Linked DNA regions of Homo sapiens: regions 2, 3 and 4 are each linked to region 1. Evidence: chromatin contacts called from ENCODE Hi-C or POLR2A ChIA-PET data. All regions are on one chromosome and are shown on one strand. The core of a region is the stretch at or near the end of the contact, and the rest is flanking DNA. Distances in the headings are between cores, read along the strand shown.

The links. Hi-C counts contacts between places; a loop is a spot of excess contacts on that map. ChIA-PET counts read pairs that join two places held with the same protein, here RNA polymerase II (POLR2A). Pooled maps may share reads with other maps.
Region 2: a pooled map shows a loop between it and region 1 (6-fold over the local background). The contact joins the promoter of LINC02068 here to the promoter of PLD1 in region 1. A Hi-C loop is called at or near these places in 2 of 37 single-sample maps with no recorded cell type and 6 of 50 pooled maps. POLR2A ChIA-PET finds 5 or more read pairs at or near these places in 1 of 52 experiments (GM12878).
Region 3: a loop to region 1 is called in a map with no recorded cell type, with 2.8 times the contacts of the local background. The contact joins the enhancer-like site here to the promoter of PLD1 in region 1. A Hi-C loop is called at or near these places in 4 of 37 single-sample maps with no recorded cell type and 3 of 50 pooled maps. POLR2A ChIA-PET finds 5 or more read pairs at or near these places in 1 of 52 experiments (Panc1).
Region 4: a map with no recorded cell type shows a loop between it and region 1 (2.7-fold over the local background). The contact joins the enhancer-like site here to the promoter of PLD1 in region 1. A Hi-C loop is called at or near these places in 6 of 37 single-sample maps with no recorded cell type and 5 of 50 pooled maps. POLR2A ChIA-PET finds 5 or more read pairs at or near these places in 1 of 52 experiments (PC-9).

The regions. Positions count from the first base shown.
Region 1 is chr3:171,808,347-171,812,096 of GRCh38, reverse strand. PLD1 (phospholipase D1) reads left to right here and starts at 1,614. Exons shown (of 27, transcript NM_002662.5): 1 at 1,614-1,698.
Region 2 is chr3:172,593,464-172,597,213 of GRCh38, reverse strand. LINC02068 (long intergenic non-protein coding RNA 2068) reads left to right here and starts at 1,607. Exons shown (of 4, transcript NR_146714.1): 1 at 1,607-1,811; 2 at 2,633-2,753. RefSeq lists a silencer at 801-1,095.
Region 3 is chr3:171,253,441-171,257,190 of GRCh38, reverse strand. The region is part of intron 2 of TNIK (TRAF2 and NCK interacting kinase); the gene reads left to right. Among named protein-coding and RNA genes, the nearest start is that of MIR569, 150 kb to the right of the region's middle. RefSeq lists enhancers at 163-212, 1,354-1,403. Within about 2 kb of position 1,795, at least 6 of the 41 ENCODE cell types and tissues checked have a DNase peak (open chromatin) inside an H3K27ac peak, as active enhancers do.
Region 4 is chr3:171,281,670-171,285,419 of GRCh38, reverse strand. The region is part of intron 2 of TNIK (TRAF2 and NCK interacting kinase); the gene reads left to right. Among named protein-coding and RNA genes, the nearest start is that of MIR569, 180 kb to the right of the region's middle. RefSeq lists an enhancer at 15-74. Within about 2 kb of position 1,841, at least 13 of the 41 ENCODE cell types and tissues checked have a DNase peak (open chromatin) inside an H3K27ac peak, as active enhancers do.

The DNA.
Region 1 (3,750 bases), core at 365-2,864:
TTTCGCCATGTGGCCCAGACTGGTCTTGAGCTCCTGACCTCAGGTAATCAACGCGCTTCGGCCTCCCAAAGTGTTGGGATTACAGGTGTGAGCCACTGCGCTTGGCCTTGATAATTTTATTTCTAATTAGATTTAGTAGAAAGACCTATTGTTGGAGGCAAGTGCCAAATGTTTTCATAGTGACACTTAAGAATTTGGGATGCAATTTTATAGACTGCTGCTTCTCAACCAAAAGCATTATAATTTCTAAAGACAAGCTTGTAAGAATGCAGTTACGTGTGTGCACAAGACTTATCAGACCATCTGTGACTAATAAAGCTTGAGAAAGAGGGGAGGAGAGAGGGTATTCTGCCTTCCAGTAACATGCTTGTCTGAAACTTACTAAACTCCTCTTAGGCAATACTCTGCTCAGAGAGTCATGTGTTTAATTGTAAAAATCTGTCAGTATCATAGGATTCAAAAGACATCAATCATTTATGTCAACAAGGAAAGAGTGAGGGCTGTGTGACTCTTCTATCATTAGGAAAAGATGTGCTCAAGAGACAAAAATGTGGTCTAAGGAGGGCTGAGCAACTGTAGGTTACAGGAAAACTGAGTTCCAGACTATAATTTGGCCCCCCTCCCCTAATTTGGACTGGTATATTATATTTTTCATTTCATGCAATGCCATGTGTGCAGTAAGACATTATGTAACTTGGTCAGTCGCAGTTGTGTAATATCCACTAAATGCTTTAAAGTGGCTGACGTTATTAGCAGTTTGGTGCATGGGGAGGCCATTGCTTCCCCTGGCTTTGGCGGGATGCAATATCGTGTAATGAGGTTGGAACTGGCCTATATTCAAAATTACATTCCCAAAGGGCTGCTATTCAAGCCACATGACAACTGGTTCTCTTTTTCTTAAGACTTTATTCTAAGTGGACTGAAAACAGCAAAATTGCCGTGTTTGAACGGTTCCATAGGTGGAATGGGTCTTTTCCCTGTTTTGCTCCCAATTTATTATTTTATGCTAAGATTTCTGAATTATAACCAGTTTTAGAGACATCGGGACACAAATTCCCGTCCCCCTCCATCTAAGCTGTGTGACCTCGGGCTGGTTCTGAGCCTTCATTTCCTTACCTGTAAATTGGCGATAACACTTCCCTAAGGAGGTGCAAGAAGGCTTATAAAGACTCCAGCAAAGCTCCAGTCTCTTAATTATGTCACCTCAGGCAAGTTATTTAGCCGTTTGATTTGCTGATTCCTTACTTATAAGTTGGACCAGTTGTGGCTACTATCCGCAGTAGTCGAAGAATAGATATCATAGGCAAAGCTCCGGGAAAGGTGGCTGGTCCTTGGCGGCTCGAGAGGACCTGATAATGGTCCTAATAGCGAGCATTCCCTAGGGTGATGCGGTCGAGTTATGAAACTTTGGGAAAAGAGAACAAGGAACGCGGGCGATCAGAGGCCCAGTCGCGAGACCTGCCCCGCTGGGGCCTCCAGCCGGCACCGCGACGCCCCGGGACCTGGCACCGCCTCGCTCCACCCCTGCGAATCCGGGGCGAATCCGGGCGGAGAGTTCCTGCCGGCCGCGCAGCGCAGAGCCCCCTCCGGCCCGCCCTCTCTCCCTCCCTCCCGCTGAGCTCCAGCTGTGCCAGAGGCACCCGAGCCCTGAGAGTCCGCCGCCAACGCGCAGGTGCTAGCGGCCCCTTCGCCCTGCAGGTAGGAGCCGCGCCGAGACCCGGATCACCGGGCGCCCGTGGGAGCCGGGTTTCCACTGCCCTCGCCCTCCGTCCCTCCTCCGCCCAACCTGGGCAGCTGGCCGCTCCCCGCCCAACTTGGACGGGATTTCAGCGAGTGAGTCGGCGGCGGACTCCCTAGCGATCCCCAAGGGCCTCCCTCGCACGCCTTCGGGTGGAATTCCTGCAGGGTGAAAGCTGACAACTCTGGCACGCACTTTTGCCGCGCGGGCGGCTGCCTGGAGCGCAGAGCCGCGCAGGCTCAGGCTGAAGCCCAGGCGTCCTCTGCAGGATGCACCGCCTCGCCGCCACAGGGCTTCGGGTGCAGTGTGTGTGGTGTCCCCAGGTCATCCGGGCGCCCTTGGTTCGGGTGCGCGGTGGCATGACTGGGCTGGTGGGGGCGATGGGACCGGCATCCCGTACCAACCAGGAAGTGCCGCGTCCCAAGGCTTCGAGCCCAGCCCGCAGAGCACGGTCCTGGGGGTGTGATCACAGCTGCTGACCGCGGCTCCCGCCGTGTGATGTGACCACTCGGAGGTGGGGCGAGGGGGCCGGGGGCCAGCAGCAGGGAGTGTGTAAAAGGTCTTCTTCCTCACAATACGATTGAAGGTGTTTGGGACGTAGGGCTCAGATCCAGGAGTGCCGTCCTCCAAGCCTTCCATAGGATTTTGTGACGCCCTTGAGAACCGCCCTTGTAGACTCAGTCCTGAACTACCGCCACGCCTGTATTTGCTCCTCCTCATCTCGGATTATTGCTTTCTTTACTTCCTCTGTGAAGCACTAAATACTAGTAGCTTTTTAAGAACAGACCACAACAGTTTCTTCGTTTGACCATTACTAAGTCTGCCTCCAAAATGGGGAGTTCCGTTAACTTTATCAGCCAGCCCTGCCAATTTTAGTTAAGATAAGCCTTCGTGGGCCTCCAAAGGCCTCTGAGAGACTAGGTACCCAGAGACCTCTGAGGTATGTTAAATGGTTTAGTTCGTGGTGGTGCAATGAAAACTTAAAGAAGGAAAGGAATCTGCAATTTGAACTGTTAACAGACCCCACATTTACACACTGCCTATTTGAATAAGAATCTCTTTCAGTATTAAATGTTTTGTGACACACAAATGAATTTGTACACAGTCTTTTAGCTTGAATTTGTAGACAGCCTTTAAATGTTGTTTGGGGATCTTTGGACTAATTGTATAAGCGCTCAGTCTGGCTTCTCAAGAACCAGTACAGTTAACAATCCATATAAAAAGTTGGAGTGCTGCCTGGGCGCGGTGACTCACGCCTGTAATCCCAGCACTTTGGGAGGCTGAGGCGGGCAGATCACCTGAGGTCAGGAGTTTGAGACCAGCCTGGCCAACATGGTGAAACCCCGCCTCTACTAAAAATACAAAAATTAGCCAGGCGTGGTGGCACACGCCTGTAATCCCAGCCACTCGGGAGGCTGAGGCAGGAGAATCGCTTGAACCCGGGAGGCGGAGGTTGCAGTGAGCCGAGATGGAGCCATTGCACGCCAGCCTGGGCGACAGGGCAAGAATCTGTCTCAAAAAAAAAAAAAAAAAAAAAAAAAAATTGAATGCTAAGGCTTTGAGGAAAAAGTGTCTTTACAATGTTTGTCCCTGATGACAGAATAATTATGAACTATAGTAAGCGCTGTACAATGCTCATTTAGGTTTGTAGACTTACTTATAACCAGGTAGTGGGGAACCCGGCTTCTTGGAAGTTGTATGTTTACTTAGTGTTTCTTAATTAAAATTACAAATTTTATTTACCTTTAACTCTTATAGGTAACTTTTATTTTTGTTACAAAGGAAAAGTAGGACTGTCATTATTATTATTATTATTATTTTTTGAGACGGAGTCTCGCTCTGTCGCCCAGGCTGGAGTGCAGTGGCGCGATCTCGGCTCACTGCAAGCTCCACCTCCCGGGTTCACGCCATTCTCCTGCCTCAGCCTCCTGAGTAGCTGGGAAAACAGGCGCCTGCTGCCACGCCCGGTTGATTTTTTGTATTTTTAGTAGAGACGGGGTTTCACCGTGTTA
Region 2 (3,750 bases), core at 358-2,857, 790 kb before region 1:
AAGAGGATTAATTAACTTTGGCCCTTTCCTGGTATCATTTATCCTTGGATACTGAGTGCGTCTTATAATTCTGTTTTCTATGAAGAACTTTAGAGATGGAGCTTGTTTGTTGTATTCACACTTGTATGAGGCATTTTGTAAAGAAGTTCTTTACTTTGCAGATAGATAGCATAATAGAAGCACAGGGCAGACAGATGATCTGCAAAGGTCACACTAACAGTGTTTACATTTATGTCTGACTCCACTGCCTACTCTCTTTAGGTCAGAATGCCTCCTAGGCCCTCAAAAGCGGAGGCAGCCAGAAACCCAGCATTATTCTTTCTAATCCTCAGTCCTGTAAATGAGAAAATGATGTCTTACTTTTATAAAGTACTACTAATAATAGGGTCTGCATAGGGTACATGAGTGGCAAAGCACCTTCACAAACATATCATTTGGTCTTCTCTTATCACCCCAGGAAGTGGTGAAGAAGCAGGCAAGTGGGAAACTGAGGCTCGGAAAGCTAAAATGGCTTGTCTGAGGACCCACAGCTCAAAAACAGCAGTGTTGTGCCTGAAACTTAACACTTTTAGACTGTGGTGCCGAGTTCTGTTCTCTGTACCTCTCTGGTTTTTGGCATGAAAATAAAGCAGGGAAAGTTAGCAAAGAAATTCATTAACAAAGTTACCATTTAAATAACCTCTCCATCAAATACATGGTCTTCATACTGCAACATTTCCAGGTGAATAACTTTGGTGTTTCTCTTCTGACAGTGGCGTTCACAATACATACAAGAGGGAGCTTGGAGATCACACATTTCCTTACCTTGGAGGCTGAAGAAGATCCTGGTTTATGAACTCTCTGTTAGTAAGAAAACCAGCAAAAAGGCCTTTCAGATTCTCCGTCCCATATAGTGTGCTATTCAGGAGAGCCGATAGAGGGCGGTTACTGAACACAGATCGTGTGAAAATTAACAGCTTCCGAACTGATTTCTTTGCATTGGCTTTGTCAGTTTTACTTTCTATTTCTTGGGAAATATTTCTATTTCTAGTTCTATTAGATTTCTATTTCTATTCGTTTCTATTTCTTGGGAGTATGTCAGGGGAAGGCCAAGATCATAGCAGCAACGCAGACAGGATTTATGAAGTCTGCTTACCATTTCTCATAGAACTCTAGATTCTCCAAGCCTACAAGATTCTCCAAGCCTACAAGATTTATTCTAATAACCCCTGAAGTTAATCAGATTCATCTTATCCCTGACTCCTCACCCCTCTTCTCTCACCAATACACATGTCCTCTTGCTCCTGGTAATAACACAAAAACAACATGGTTAAATTTTGGACTGAACAATTACTAGGCAAGAGAAAGCACAAAATCCTTTGGTCTTGCACAGCTAATGGTAAGCAGCAACTGGAAATAAAAACAAATACACATTATGAGTTCAGCTATATCTCAAGTTAGTTTTTTTGCTTTTGCTTTTGTTTTCTTTTCCCTGCTCTATTAATGAGTTAATCAATTAAGATTTTCTTTCCTTGCATGGAAAGATTTTTGGCTTTGTTTTTAGATTAAGAAAGCTTTTCTCAGTTTCTTAGTTAATTATGAACATGCACTATCACATCATCTTGGACTCAATTCAAAAACTTATCTAAAACATGTAATTACTGGGAAATTCCAGATTAATTTCCTGCAAGTTTTAGTTAGTTAACGATTGTGTTAAACACTTAAGAGAGCAGCTCCTAGATGACTAAACCTGCTCAGCTGAAATCAAATGCTCTCATGCTTCCCTGAATGGACACACACAGAGTCTCTTCACCTGAGGAATAAAGTGTAAGGTGAGGACCCGGTTCTTACCTAAGAGAACAAAATAGCAAAGACACCTCTATAGCTTTGAGAATACGGACATGTTGGGCCGGGTGCGGTGGCTCATGCCTGTAATCCCAGCACACTGGGAGGCCGAGGCGGGTGGATCACCTGAGGTCAGAAGTTCAAGACCAGCCTGGTCAACATGGTGAAACCCCATTTCTACTAAATATACACAAATTAGCCAGACGTGGTGGTGGGCGCCTGTAATCCCAGCTACTCAGGAGGCTGAGGCAGGAGAATTGCTTGAATGCAGGAGGTGGAGGTTACAGTAAGCTGAGATTGCGCCATTGCGCTCCAGCCTGGGCAACAAGAGTGAAACTTCATCTCAAAAGAGAAAAAAAAAAGGGATACAGGCATGTCTTCTTGAGTTCTGGGTGAGAAAGAAAAAAAAGAATACAGATATGAAAGCTAGTATATACTCATGTATATATGAATGTATATACATTATATAAAGGTATTTATCTTGAGAGCTTATTGTTTTAATAATAATTCTTTTCCTATGGAGAACTCAAAATAATATATTGAGTCCCTGTCTGCATTGCCTTGGCGGGGAGGGAAGGTCGGAAAGAGAGAGAACAGGAGAAACGAAAGTTCACTTCAGGTCCTAGGTCACGTGGTGAATTTGGCAGAGCTTGACCGGGAACGCCTGCTTTTGTTAGACTTTGAGACTTGTAGGAAAACACTCCAAACAAAGGCCTTAAGACAAATCTACCAGTTGAGGTAGGAAATCCACTGAGATATTTAGTAGACAGAACTTGATAATTTCTTTCCTTTCATATTTTCATTTTAGATCTTCAGAACTTTTATTCAGGGGAGAAAGGCCCAGGTAGCTGCTGCTGTTCAGCTTAAGGCTAATCTGACCTTCTATAACAGGAGTTCAAGTCCCAGAAATCCCTAGTCCTCCATCAGAGGTAAGTAAGGATGGCAGCTGAACCCAAGAAAAGGAGCATGAATGATTAACTCTTCCTTCATTTCACCTCAGAAAATGGGGGCTGGGCGCAGTGGCTCACACCTGTAATCCCAGCACTTTGGGAGGCTGAGGCAGATGGATCACTGAGGTCAGGAGTTTGAGACCAGCTTGGCCAATGTGGTGAAATCCCATCTCTGCTAAAAATACAAAAATTAGCCAGGCGTGGTGGCGTGTGCCTGTAATCCCAGCTACACCAGAGGCTGAGGCAGGAGAATTGCTTGAACCCAGGAGGTGGAGGTTGCAGTGAGCTGAGATCACGCCATTGCACTCCAGCCTGGACAACAAGAGTGAAACTCCATCTCAAAAAAAAAAAAAAAAAAAAAAAGGAAAGAAAGAAAGAAAAGAAAAATAAAATGTGGGGAAAAATATTTTACTTTAATACTTTGCCTGCCCTGTCAAGACGTAGTTCATCATGCTTTGTGGGGAAAAAATTCACAATTAAAAGGATTTAGCTCTGTGTGACAGCTGATATTCTTAACTGCAACGGTCTTTCTGAGGAGTTATTATTTCAAAGAAAAAAGTGCATTGAGGACAATAAATATGTTTATTTTCATTGGTAAAGAAGGAAAGTAGAATAAGTTTTCATATTTGTTTTTAAGAATATGAATTCTACTCTGTTCTTTGCAATGTTTTCTATCTTCTAGCAAACACATTAAAAGGGCATTTATTTTTCTTACGCTCAACCAGAAGCAGCTAGTGTGTACTGCTCTCACAGAGAGAAATAGATGGGGCGAGTAAATACTGCACTTTCAACCGAAACATACAGATACACATGTTGGAATTCATCAAGAAAACAACCTGACCCATGGAGAATGGAGAAAAGCAGGGCAGGACAACCGCCCACACGGGAGAAACATGGAGCCAGGGGAACCTCCCCATCCAGGGAAGCCGTGAGTGAATGAGCGACCCTGCGGACCAATGCTTCTCCCATGGATCGT
Region 3 (3,750 bases), core at 546-3,045, 560 kb after region 1:
TTCTTCTAAGTCTCTAGGACCTTGGCAGAGTAGCATACAGTGGTGAGCAGTCTTCTTTTGAGATGAAATGGGCCCAGGGCTGCCTCCTTCATGACTTCATTGTTCCTCTCTCGGCCTGTTTCTGTGCAGCCGCTTGTCATGTCAGTTCCACTTTAAAACCAGAGTAAACAGTTCTTAATAGGTGCTTTTTAAGTTTAAAGAAAGATGGAAAGGATGTTCAGACCTAGGGAAGTAGACCTGTCTCTCAGCAGGTGAGTTATTCTGCTCCTGATGTTTTTATACCAAACTGAAAATATACAGTCACACACTCACCCCTGGGGAAGTGCAGAGGACTCTCTTCATGGGGGGCCAGTGTTACTCTTCTGTCCTGAGTGAGCATTCAGTTTATTTTGATCCCTGGCCTCAAACTCAAATACCCTACTGCAGTCAAAAAGAAACTCCCAAGTCAGAATGGGGATGGTCAGAATTCATCCATTCCTGCCAGTGGTAATAAATGGCTTCTCTTTTGGGTCAGTAGGAAGTAAATTGGATGACTCCTCAGCTAGTCACCCTTTGTAAAGTTCTTTCTGACCTTGAAGCTTAGAGGAAATTGGCTGGAGGGCAAAACAGTATTTCCTAAAGTGTTTATGAAGTAGCTCCCCATGATTCTTCATGGCCAGCACTCTGTCCTTTGTATCTGTGGCTTTGTTTTTTAGTGTTCATGAAGTATTGGAGAAAAGAGTTCCCCAGGCATCTCGTTTGGTTAAGAAGATTGCATCTCCCCATTGGGACATCCTGGCTATTTCCCAGCAAAATGCTCTGCCTCCCTCGACTGTACCACATAAGCTAATTAACCTCTTTATCGATTCTCTTTCTCCTTATTTTAATTTCAGCTGGTATTTCTCTAGGCCCTGGGCCTTGGGAATTGTAGACTCATTTGTTGAACTTCTGGCAGTGTGAAAATTTCTAATAGTTTGCTTTCTGTTCCCATGCATAGTGAAGTAGGCATCAAAGAAAATAATTGATGAAAAAAAACAAGGCTTGGAAAAACCCCGAAACAACAGCCATGCTCAAAAGAGGGAAGAGGACCATTGGGTACTTATTTTTTTTTTCCTTGTTGGGAGCTGTTTTCCTTCTTTTCCCTCTGTGTGGCAAAGTAGTAAATGGTCGTCTTATTAGCTGCTCAGAATACTTTATTCTATAATTCTATATGTTTCTGTGGTTCTATACAACTGCCTTCCTTTGAGTTCCTCCTGGAGAACTAGACCCCTTCCCCCATCACCACTAAGCCATACCCACAATCAATATAAATCCAAGGAGATGGGATGAATTTCAAAACCATAGAGGGCCTAGAAAGTAGAGAAACTGTTGTGGCATTTACGGCTCTTCAATGTCCTTCCAAACAGAAGAATGTTTCTGAAACACTGAGCAGCAGCCACACCTGGGGTCTCTAAAGGCACTCCAGGATATGAACCATGACACCTGATAATGTGCAACAAAATGAGCTTTGTTCTTTTGGGCCTGTGGCACAAAACATTCCTTTGCCCGTGTTCAGGCACCTCAGCTTGAATTCATTTTGTTTACTGACTAATCAGACAACTTTGTATTTATTCTCTGCTGCTTTTGAAGAGGTGGTATAGTGGATAAGTACTTAGGCTACCTTTTTTGGAAATTTGCCTCTGCAAGATGCTTTAAAATCTGTTGATGAGCAGGTGATGTCTAGGTAGTGAATAGAAAAATCGCTTTAGCTTATATCCGGAGTTTGCAAAACAGGAAACTTTCAAAATGATTTGTAGTTTGATTCTGAAACCATCTTAGCTCTAGCTAAGATGGTTGTAACCAGACAGCATTTGTCACCCAGGGAGCTTTAGAAAAATCTACTGTTTCCTCATGGGGAGTAGAGGGATAGATTTTCAAGAATCTTTTTGGTTCATTTGAATGTGGGATTTTCCATAACCTAAAGTAATGATTAATAGTTTCTCTGCTCATATCAGGTTTTGTTGGCCAGATGTTTCTTTCAAGAACTTCAATCCTTTATTGTCTAAATTGAATCAGCATCAGATAAAACATATTGCAACCTCAAAGTCCATTGCAATCCAGCAAAATAAGATGTGGTTATGAACCAAAATTAGAGGAAGAGGCTAGGATGGCACTGAAAATTCTAAGTGATTTTCAGATATGTTAAAAATGGCTTTCTCAAAATTTTGAATCTTTGGAAAAGCCATATGATTAATCTACATGCTAAATCCCTTTTTATTTTACTTCTCAGAACACAATTCCCAAAGCCATTACCATACTCCAAATTATAACGTTTATCTTGCTTATTCAAAAACTGTGAAAAATCAGATCATATTTTCTGAAAATAGCTTTTCTGTACTTATATTTTGCATATCACTTCTGATTATGAAATTGAATTAAAGGAACGAGTCGCTATTGTGTTATCTGCCCACAGATTATTGCAAAATGATAGATAAATGCTGTACTACTAGGATTTCCATTTAGCCCTTATATGTTAGCTGTAAAGGGAGGGATAGACACATGTATCTGTATTAGTAGTTGGGAGTCTTCATCCAGTAATGGAAATTGGATCAGTAATGATCATTGTTTTCTGCCCCAAAGAGAGGCTTATAGGATTATTAATATGAATACTACAAAACATCTGGGTGATGCTTGTATCTAACAGTTTATCTTGGTGATGTATATCCAGAAACTGAATTTACAGTTGCAGGCAGGAAATCTGGGTTTATATTTGAGACTCTGCTTTATATGGGGAAGGGTGAGCAAATATTAAAACTCTAAAAACTGCATTCTCCACTGCTCTAGGTAAAGCCTAAAATTCTGTAAATTAGTTGATCATTCCTTCATCTTGTAGCAGCCTGATAGAGGAAGAGTGTGGTGTGGTCTTTGGGGTCCGAAGAATTTGGAGAATGGTCCTTAAGAAAATCAAATTATCTTTTTAAGACTATTTGGGGTTTTATTCTGTAAAATGTCTTTAGTAATAGACACGCTACATTAAGATCAATATAAATGAGGTATGGAAGGTCTTTGTTCTGTTGTTCCACAAGTACTGGAAGTTACTATTTTCTTGCTAAAATAAACATTCTTAAGAAAAAAGGAAATTTAATATTAATCATTTGCACTTTGGGATGAATTAAGAATTTAAGAGCAGATATTAAAAACACTAAATGTAAAGAGGGCTTTAAATGGCTGGTTGTCTGAGTCATGTCCAGAAAAATGGATCCTGAAAGACACACTTCATAATTTTGCTAGTTGTGTGTTTTTATTTAAACTCTTGAAGGACAGCTAGTTACATTCTTTGTTTTATTGATTTCTCTGGAAGTTTTAATATGTAGAATAAAGACATTTCCTGCTGTTTTCCAACCTTCAAGAATGAATTTTTAACTTAATTTTGTGAGTTTTGCTCTTTAAGGGAAAGAGTGGCTAGATTTGTTTGATCAGAGTTTCCCTTGGGGAGGGTAGAGAAACGGTGATCTGTTCAGAGAGGATTCGGGAGAAGGTAATATGTTTGTTACTTCAATTTATTGTAGGGTCTTGATGGTCCATGCAGCCTAAACTTCCTAGCCGTGACATTTGAGATAACTGGGGGTGGGGTGGGGGGGGGACCTGTCTTCTGATTTCTTTTCTTTTTTTTTTCAGGCAGATCTATGAGAAAGGAGGTGAATTCAGCAATTTGGTCACAAGCTTAAAGGGAGGGTTGGGAGGCAGAGGAGCAAGTTGAGACCTCATCACAGGTTTTGCTTTTAGCTGGAT
Region 4 (3,750 bases), core at 592-3,091, 530 kb after region 1:
ACTTTTACTTTCTCATCTACGTTTTTCTTTGAGGAGATGCAGTTAAAGTCAGGCAAGCTAACATATATTACCACTGATAACAAATTCAGCAGCCTAAGTATTGCTGAGGAATTTAAGTGGCTGATGTGTTTGTTCCAGTCTTGGGTAGAAATGATACATTATCAACAATTTATTTATTTATTAACAATTTATAAAGAAAACAGTTTTATCAAAAAATTATCAGCTTGAATTTTATGAATGAAGACAGATGATTCCTGTCCATGGAAAATAAATAGTCTGTATCCTTTAAATAATTTAAGGCACATTTCTTGCTAATATTCTGGGTCCACCTATGTCTTGCATTGAAAAAGTATTTACCTAATATCTTAAAGCAGGGCTATGATAACTTAGTTCTCAAGGAAAGAAGGTTTTAAAAATAATTTTCTCTGCTCTCCATTTCTCTTACTGTAAGCATGTGGCAAAGTCTTGGCATCTGCTCAGAATAAATTTTCTGCTTCCTTTCTGTCTTTTAGTCAGCGCACGCTTTCTCTGAGTTCTCCCCCTTACTCCTTCCCTGCTTTAGTAATCTACAGGAAACCAGACCTTACTAATTTGAGTGCTTGCTCTTAGAATTACTTATTACTGTATTAATACATATTTGCTAGAGTTTGTGGAGGATTTGTATTGCTCTAGGTGCTAATAAAAATGTGTAAAAGACAGGCCCCTTAAATAATGTGCAATTTTGAGGGAAACAACAAAGGCAAAAGGATTTCTTTGGGACTGGCTATTTGCAATAAATTGCTCATTTGATTTTATTTTTTATTTTTTTTTTAGCATGCAGGAGGTTTATTAAGAAATGCAATGACGGCAGGATTGGCCAGAGAGAGAAGTCAAGACATGATGCATTCTCAATGGAATGCCTCAGCTGACCATGTGGGGAGTTCTAAAGACGGACTGATGATTCAGAGTGCCCCATGTTGATTTATCAGTAATTTGTTTTGAGCTGCCCTGGAAAGCGGGTGTGAAGTTGGTTGAGAAGGCCCCAGATTTCTCATTTTAAAATGCTGCATGTGAGAGGACATTTTTCACAAAGAACTACTAAATTAAAAAATTGGGGAATAGAACCCTACTATGAACGGAGTGTGTTTCTTCTATTCAGGCACATATTTTTGCCTAATATCCAGATGCTGTTTCCAAAGCTATTTTTTCATGAAATTGTGTTGCTCTAGAATGCTCAATGGTTCTCAAATTTTAGTGTGCATCAGAATCTTAACAATGAGGGGCTAAGACACAAATTCCTGCCCTCCTCCCTGCCGCCCCCCTCCAGAGTTTCAGATTCATAGGTCTCGGTTGGGTCTGAGAATTTGCATTCCCAAGCAAGTTAACAGGTGATGCTGATGTTTCTCAGGGGATAACGGGCAAATGGTGAAACCCAGAAAGTTTTGTTTCTAGATATGAGATCCCATTGTCTTTGCCAATGAAGCTGTGCTGTAACTCCATCTTAACAAGTAACCCCAAATTATACCCACCTGAAAGACCTTTGTGGGTTGTGGAAAACCTGGAAGATGGCTGAGAGACAGTACCCTCGAAGTAGTTCTGAGGAGATTGTTCTGCTTGTATTCCCATGCAGCGCCATCACTGCCTGACTTCCTTATGTGTGTCTGATTTGAGGCAGTTCTCTAGGAACCAGTTCCTGGTGCTGCAGTGCCACTGGCAGCTTCCCAGGGCTTCCAGAACCCTAGTGGCATGGTGGGAACTCCTGTTCCTCACCCGACCTCTCCACAGCCCTGGACCTGTAAGGTTTCTTCCAGGCTACATGGAATTAGATTTCCACTTTTCCTTGGTTCACAGGGGGCAGGAGCCAGGTTGGAACGGCTGCCAAGGAGACTGTCTTTTTTCAGAGCCCTTAACTGGCAGTCAGCAAGACCGAACTCCTCTGCTCCTTGGTGAATGGTGATGCTGATTATTTGGAAGCTTTAGCACCAAAGTTTGAAATTCCCCTAAGTGAATGGTTTTGGCGATCCCCTTCCTTTAGTTATACTATTGGCTTTCTCTCATGTTCATTTAGGTTGCCAAATCTTCTGTATAATCCTCATCCCCCATCAAAAGAGAAAAAAGAAAAAAGAAAAAGAGTAGTTCTATTTTTGTGGAAAAAGAGGAAAGAATCCAGGAAACATTTCAGAGAACTGTATGTTTTCTTAGTTCCTTCTCTCCAGACACGAAATCCAAGGAGTATTTGGTCAGTTGCTAACATTACATGAGGGGCTTTTTTTTTTTTTTAAAGTAGGTATAAAATTTAACTTCTCTGCCCACCTCCTGACAAGAAACTGTGGAAAATATCCAGTTTACACAATTTGAATAAAATTATTCCTTGATAAAGGTCACGTTTTCTTATTCATAAGAATCTTCACAGGAAGATAGCATGGAAAGGGACTAATAGGTGCCCAGGTTCCACTCTGATTGTGCAGAGAATATAAGGCGGGCCCAGGCTGTAAGGAGCCCTCCTACATCATTCTGCTGGTAGAATTAACAGCAGCAATTGCCCAGGTCTGTTGTAAGATTAGGATTCTGCCCACCCTCTGGAGCTGCCACCATTCTGCCTTCTCTTTCTTAGAGTTTTGTATTCTAAGTTTTTACTTTGAATCTTGAGAATAGAAAATAGTTTTCAGTCTCTTGAGATTTTACATAGTTTGTCCATGAGCTTCAGAAATGAGTTCAGTGTAACTGCTTAGATACCTCGATTTATCTTTTTCAGTTTCATTTGTTATTTTTAAAATGCTTTAAGATACGATTAAGAGGCCGGGCGTGGTGGCTCATGCCTGTAATCCCAGCACTTTGGGAGGCCGAGGCAGGTGGATCACCTAAGGCCAGGAGTTCGGGACCAGCCTGGCCAACATGGCGAAACCCCGTCTTTACTAAAAATACAAAAAAATTAGCTGGGCGTGGTGTCAGGCACCCATAATTGCAGCTACTCAGGAGGCTGAGGCAGGAGAAGTGCTTGAACCCAGGAGTTGGAGGTTGCAGTGAGCTGAGATCGCGCCATTGTACTCCAGCCTGGGCAACAAGAGCGAAACTCCATCTCAAAAAAAAAAAAAAAAACAAAAAACCATTAAGAGAATCTGCAGATAGTTCCTTTGGCAGAAATGTTGGTTAAAAAAAATCTTCTGGCTGTGCACCAAGTCAGTGACCTATAAATACTCTGTGCTGGCTCTTCTTTCTCCTCTTTGTGATTCGCTGGGATACAGATCTTGGACTAATGCCTTGAAGAAAATGTTATTTTGATGATAAGCAAATATTTCAATTGATTCTAGAATTGAAGACACTGATTGTGGACTGGATGATTTCTTCTAGCCCAAAATTCATTCTCTAGATTAACCTCAAGTCTGCTGTAAGTGGGGGAGAGGATGCCAGTTCACATTATCACAGTTACCATTATTATTATTATTTTTTGGCCAAAATCAACCTTCATTTCTTAGTGTACATTTCTATAGTTACTAATTCAGTCAGGCTCAACTGGGTTCTCTGCTTCAATGCTCATAAGGCTAACTCAAGGCATCAGCCAGACTGGGCTTTTTTTCTGGAAGCTCAAGTAAAAAATCCACTTCCAAAGCTCATTCAAATGGTTGGGAAAATTTATTGTCTTGTCATCACAGTTTAAAGATTGTACTCTACAAGGGTAGCAAACACTATCCTCGTTGACCTTCAGGGTTGGGACTGTGTGACTTGTTTATATATGTGTATATTTGTGTGAGAGAGAGCAAAATAATGTAT